Linked DNA regions of Homo sapiens: region 2 is linked to region 1. Evidence: chromatin contacts called from ENCODE Hi-C or POLR2A ChIA-PET data. All regions are on one chromosome and are shown on one strand. Each heading gives the region's core, a stretch centred on a gene start or an enhancer-like site at or near the end of the contact. The rest is flanking DNA. Distances are from core to core; before and after follow the strand shown. Region 1 overlaps ZNF423 (zinc finger protein 423). Region 2 overlaps ZNF423 (zinc finger protein 423).

Region 1 (2,904 bases), core at 182-2,681:
GCTTCCCTCCCCTAGAACAGGTAGGGAGGAAGGATGGACCACCATCTCTCTCACACTGCTTAGGCATTTCCCAGCACCTAACAACCTGGCACACAGTGGCACTCAGCCAATGATTGCTCAATGGCAGGGGGCTTTCTAGAGACAAACAACATTTAGTCTCTGTCCACAGCCCTGTGGACCAGAGACAAACGTCTTCTCTAAAAAGGCAGACTAACAATCACTCAGACTAACAATCTCCCACTTCACCCACAATTAAGTGGAAATACACAAAACCAGGTAGTAAACACAATGCTATTTTGGTTAAGAAAGAAAAGTGAGGGAAAGAAGGGAATGACTATATTTGTGTGTGCTTGTGTGCGCTGAGAAACTTGCTGGAAGGACACACATTAAGGTGTTAGAGGGTCATCTCTGGAAGGCAGGATATGTTTTTCTTATTTTTGCTTGGCTGGATTTTCTGGTTTTCCTGCAATGAACATGTATAGCCTTTGTAATTTATATGGTTTGGCTCTGTGTCCCCACCTAAATCTCACCTTGAATTTTAATAACACCCACCTGTCAAGGGCGGGACCAGGTGGAGATAATTGAATCATGGGGGCAGTTCCCCCCATGCTGTTCTCATGACAGTGATTTCTCACGAGATCTGATGGTTTTATAAGGGGCTTCCCCCTATGCTTGGCTCTCATTCTTCTCTTTCCTGCTGCCATGTGAAGAAGGACATGTTTGCTTCCCCTTCTATCATGACTGTAAGTTTCCTGAGGCCTCCCCAGCCCTGCGGAACTGCAAGTCAATTAAACCTCTTTCCTTATAAAGTATCCAGTGTCAGGCAGTTCTCTACAGCAGCATGAGAGCGAAGTAATACACTACAATAAAAGCTTTTTAAAAATTTTAATCCACTGACTAGTGATGGAGACAATGTTGGTAATGACTAGGCCTAGGTCTCTCTATCTATAACTGGAAATGGTTGGACCAGAGAGCTCCACAGCCCCTCTCAGCCCCTGCCTTGCAGATCTTCAGACCAGAGATTCCCAGTGGCAGTGACTCTTCACTCAACAGCTCTTGCTGGGCTGAGGCCTCAGCAGATCTGCTTTCTGGTCCCTGCTGGGTCTCTGCCTTCATGGGGGCAAATTGCTCCCTCTGGCCTTGACTCTATTCCATCACCTGTCAAGTGGAATGGACAGGCCAATTTTCAAGCCCGGGCTCTGCCACTGAGTGTCCCGGTGGCCTCATCAGTAAAATGGGGATATAATTGTGCTTGATGCATAGGATTGAGTGATCCTATGCATTTGTAGAGCTTGGAGTGAATGCACCTGCTGGGCTGGTCCCTATGGATGGCCCTGAAAAGATGTGAGTCATCATCCACTCTCGTACCTCACACAGTGTTCTGTCCCATGTGAGCTGGAATGTGCCTGCTGTGACACATGGCCAGAAGGCCAGAGGCCAGGAGGTGTGAGGAGCTGGGAGGCGAGTCAGGGACAGATGCCAGGGAGGCCTGGGACCCCCCATGAGGAGGCTGCCACGTGATGGCTCCCATAGCCAGTTCAGACACTCTCAACAACCACTTTGTCTGGCTGGGTGCAGGCTGGGCCCCAGCCCACCCTGGGGAGGAGGCAGCTCCACAGGCTCACCCGGCCAGATGCCGCCTGCCCAGATCTGCGTCCTCCATGAGATTGAAGATGACAGGCTCTGGGGGTGGGGAGGAGCCAGGTCAGCGGAAACTTGGCAACGAGAAAGGCAAGAGGAGCAGCTGAGCTCAGAGCACCCCGTGGCCCCCACCCTTCCAAGGGTGCAGCGAGAGGTTCTGTCTGCAACCCCTCAAGTCCCCTAGTGGAGTGGAAATGTTCTTCATCTGAGGCTGGGGTCTGTTACCCCTTCCCAGCCTACCAGCTTCCAAAGAGACAGCAGAAAGTGATCCAAAGATCCAATATTTGTATTTTGAATGCTAATTTGACATAGAGGAGTGGGCATGGGGAGTGTTTATAATCAGCACTCCAATAAGCCCACAAATGACGCCAGTATTTTATAAGCTTGTTAGAAACAAATCACCCCCTCAGCTGATATTTACTTACTGATGAATCATAAAAGGGCTCAACACACAAAGAAAATCCAAAAAGAATGTCTTTCTTCATCCCATGTTCGGCAACAATGCTGGGAGCCTGGCCTGGGTAAGCCCAAGCAGCGGGCCTTCTCCAGCACCAGTCCTCAGCCCCCCAATCCCCACAGCCTCCCCAGGGGTGGCAAATCATCGGTGCCAGCCCCATCTCCGTGCCCACTCCCCACCACAGCCCCCACCCATCGACTGGCCTAATCTGAGGCTCAATTCAGCGCTCCAGAGGCAGCTCCGTCCTTCTGCTGCCCCCGGAGTCCTCTGCGGGAGCGGATCCAATCCAGCTAATTTGCATAATGATGAAGCCCTCCAGTGCGGGCTGGGTCTTAAGAGGGTTGGGAAGAAATATGCCCTGTCCTTTGGAGAGGCACACAGAAGGCTCAGTGCAGCCCGGGAGGAATGGGGCGCCTGGCGGGTGGGCGGGGGCAGCGTGGAACCCATCAGCTTCCCCGCCAAGGACAGCTCAGCCCTGTCGCCCGCTGAGCCTATGTCCAGCTGGCCCAACTGAGGAAGGACTGCCCAGGGCTGTAAACCAGTGGGAACTCAGGCACAGAGCGCCAGCTCCAGACGCAAGCCGGAGTCATATGACCCCGGTCACAGCGACCGCCACTCACGGGCTGGCTGACCTTGGGCAAGTCGCTGACCTCTCTGAATCTCAGTCTGCTGATCTGTAAAAACAGAGGGAGATCTACCCTACAGGGCTCTGTGAGGACCAGCAGAGGTGCCTATAAAGCACTGAGTAGAGTGGGCTGATAGAATGCAACAACTGTCAGCTGTTAAATTAACACCGTCATTAGTCT
Region 2 (2,904 bases), core at 254-2,753, 33 kb after region 1:
AAGCCGTACCAATCTCTAAGGAATCACTGCACGGCTGAGCCCCATTTGCCAGGTGATCTTTAAGGAAAGTGGTTCTCAAACTTTAGTGAATCAGAATCAGCTGGAGAGTCTTTTAAAACAAAGATTACAGGCTGGGTGCAATGGTTCACACCTGTAATCCCAGCTCTTTGGGAGGCTGAGGCGGGAGGACTGCTTGAGGTCAGGAGTTCAAGACCAGCCTGGGCCACATAGTGGGACCCGCTGTCTACACAAAATTTTAAAAATTAGCCATGCATGGTGGTACATGCCTGTGGTCCCAGCTAATCAGGAAGCTGAGGCACGAGGATCACTTGAGCCAGGAGTTTGAGGCTGCAGTGAGCTATGATAGCACCACAGCACTCCAGTGACAGAGCAAGATCCTGTCTCTAAAAAGACAAAACACTGATTGCCAGTCCTCACCCAGAGTTTCTGATTCAGCAGTTGTATGTGGGGCTGGGAATTTGCATTTCTAGCAAGCTCTCAGGTGATGCTGCTGCTGATGCTGATGCTGCTGGTCCTTGGACTCTACTTGGAGAACCACTGATCTAGTGACCCCTGCTCTGAGAGTCTTGGTGAAACCTAGTAGGTATCCCCATGTGGGGGACAGCTTGCCATACCTAAGACTGGAAGCCTGCTGGAGCCACTGTTGCCTCCTGTCATTCAAAGGCATCCTTGAACCCAATGACAGGGGCACTCTCCGCCTACAGCCAGCTGCACTCCAGGTCGTGCATCCCACCTCGCCCTGCCCTGCTCCCTCCTGCTTTCCCTCTCTCCTGGAGCCTGGGAGAGCACCAGGCCTTCTGCTGCCTGTGTGCTGCCTGCCCCTGCTGCCCTCAGAACAGCTGTGGGCTTAATTATCAAAATAACATTTTAATAGTCTCATAACTGAACTCCCTTCAAAACATGCCAGCGGAGGAGGTGGGAAGGATTCTTTTTAGCACCTCTTCCCACCCGACTTGCTAATCGGAGGCATTTAAACTGCTAGAAGGCCCAGATGCCCGGCCCTGCCCATGGAGCCCCTCCTGCCACCACCAAGGATGCAGCTTCCACAGGCGGATCGAGGGGTCGGGCCCATACCAGACTGCCAGCCGGAACCAGGAGTCATTGCAGGAGCCACACTGCACCTTCGTAATGAGAAGAAAGTGGCTCATTCACGCGAACCCAGGCATCACTCAGGAAAGTGGATATGCTAAGAGAACTTAGGCAATTCATTTGCGATCACCAGGGGTTTCACTTGCTTTCAACACATTTTTTTTAGATTTAAAAAAAACTGCTATCACCAGCATTAACTCTGGCTCCCCGTCTCCCTGCCATTTCATGTAATAATTCCACGGGGAGTCCTGGCGGGTATTTAGCTCCTAATTTAAGCTCCACTAAACAAGCCCAACGCAAAACTAGCTTCTCAGATCAGCAGTTTCCCCTCCTACTTGCCGCAGCCCCTTCACTCTCTAGGTTCTTCAGGCCTCTAACATCACATCCGGCCAGCATTCACAACACCCGGGCTGTGAGCTAAGTGCAGAGCATGTGTTAGGAGTGGCTGCCCCAGTCCTCGTTCAGCAGCACAGGGAGATAGGCCCGACTGTGCCTAGGAGGAAATGAAACCAGGACAGGCCACATCCCCAAGCTGTATGGCTAGCAGTGGGTGGGGCTTCGACAGAGGCCAGGCTGGAGGGCACCGTGCTACCTCCGGCAGCATTTGCCCTGGGTGTCCCGACTTCCAAGCCAGCCCTTCTCAAACTTGACTGAGCATGCAAATCACCTGGAGCTCTTTTAAAAACACGGATTCTTGTTTGGCAGGACCAGGTGAGGCCTGGCCTTTGGTACTTCTCGCACACTCTGAGACACTGCAGATGGTGTAGGTCACTGGCCCACACTTGGAGGAGCCTGAAGGAGGCACGGGCTGCCCTCCAGGGTGGTTAGATCAGAGACTGAGTGCAGGCTGGGAGAAGCAAAGGCCAAACTCTGTCTTAGGGTGGGGTCCTTTTTCTCCCCTGGCTCTCTCCTGATCACCCCAGATAGTGCTCCTGACTCCTGGGAGAGACAGAGGGGCAGGGCTATTTCAAAGGTCAGTGTTCTCATCTTACCCTGTTCATCCCGTTTCTCAAACTCCATACCCAGACATGGAACCAGAAGTTTCCTTTGCTCTCTGGAGGAAATTGCCAGAACCAGACAAATCCCTTTGGCCCTCATCATATTTCCTGCTGCCCGCATTGACCACTTACTGTATACCAAGATAGACACTGGGAACACTGGGAACAGCAACCGTGGCTGTGGTCCCTGTGCTCAGGCAGCTGACTGGGGTGCCTGGCCAGCTGCTGTCCAAGGGAGCTCATGGTGCCAGGTGAACTCGTGGTGGGGGCAGGGGCAGAGGCAGGGGTGCAGGCAAGAGCAGTAGCTGGGCTGGGCACTGCCAGGTGCCCTGAACCTTGACAGAGTCAAGTCTATTGAGTGTTAGCCCCAATGCAACTACATTCACTACCAATAAAAACGGAGGCCACCATGCCACTCGTGGACACTACCTGGAGGCAGGCACTCTTTCACAGACTTGTAGACTCAGGCCACTGCAGTCCGTAGCTCAAGGCCAACCCTTAGCAAATTGGCCCCTACCCATCAGAAAACTGGTCCTGTTGGAAAACCCCCAGAGCCCAACTCTCTGCTGCCCACACAGTCTGCCCCAGTAGAGTTCAGAGCCCTGAATTCAAGTCCTACCTTTGACTTTCCAGTTGCTGTGACCTTGGGCAAATTAGTTTTCTTCTCTGAGCTGAATTTTTTCCATTGGCACTGGGTGTGATTCCCAGGGTCTAGCCCAGAGCAGATACTGTATGATAAGGAATAGATGCGCATATATTCTTTATTATATGTAGTCTTTGAAGTGAAAGGCCTTTA

Evidence for each region. Hi-C counts contacts between places; a loop is a spot of excess contacts on that map. ChIA-PET counts read pairs that join two places held with the same protein, here RNA polymerase II (POLR2A). Pooled maps may share reads with other maps.
Region 2: a map of psoas muscle shows a loop between it and region 1 (2.1-fold over the local background). The contact joins two enhancer-like sites. A Hi-C loop is called at or near these places in 1 of 168 maps with a recorded cell type or tissue (psoas muscle), 1 of 37 single-sample maps with no recorded cell type and 2 of 50 pooled maps. POLR2A ChIA-PET finds 5 or more read pairs at or near these places in 2 of 52 experiments (H1 and activated T-cell).

Annotation. Positions count from the first base shown.
Region 1 is chr16:49,541,125-49,544,028 of GRCh38, forward strand. The region is part of intron 5 of ZNF423 (zinc finger protein 423); the gene reads right to left. Among named protein-coding and RNA genes, the nearest start is that of LINC02179, 76 kb to the left of the region's middle. Within about 2 kb of position 1,432, at least 3 of the 41 ENCODE cell types and tissues checked have a DNase peak (open chromatin) inside an H3K27ac peak, as active enhancers do.
Region 2 is chr16:49,573,973-49,576,876 of GRCh38, forward strand. All of the region lies in intron 5 of ZNF423 (zinc finger protein 423), which reads right to left. Among named protein-coding and RNA genes, the nearest start is that of LINC02179, 110 kb to the left of the region's middle. Within about 2 kb of position 1,504, at least 9 of the 41 ENCODE cell types and tissues checked have a DNase peak (open chromatin) inside an H3K27ac peak, as active enhancers do.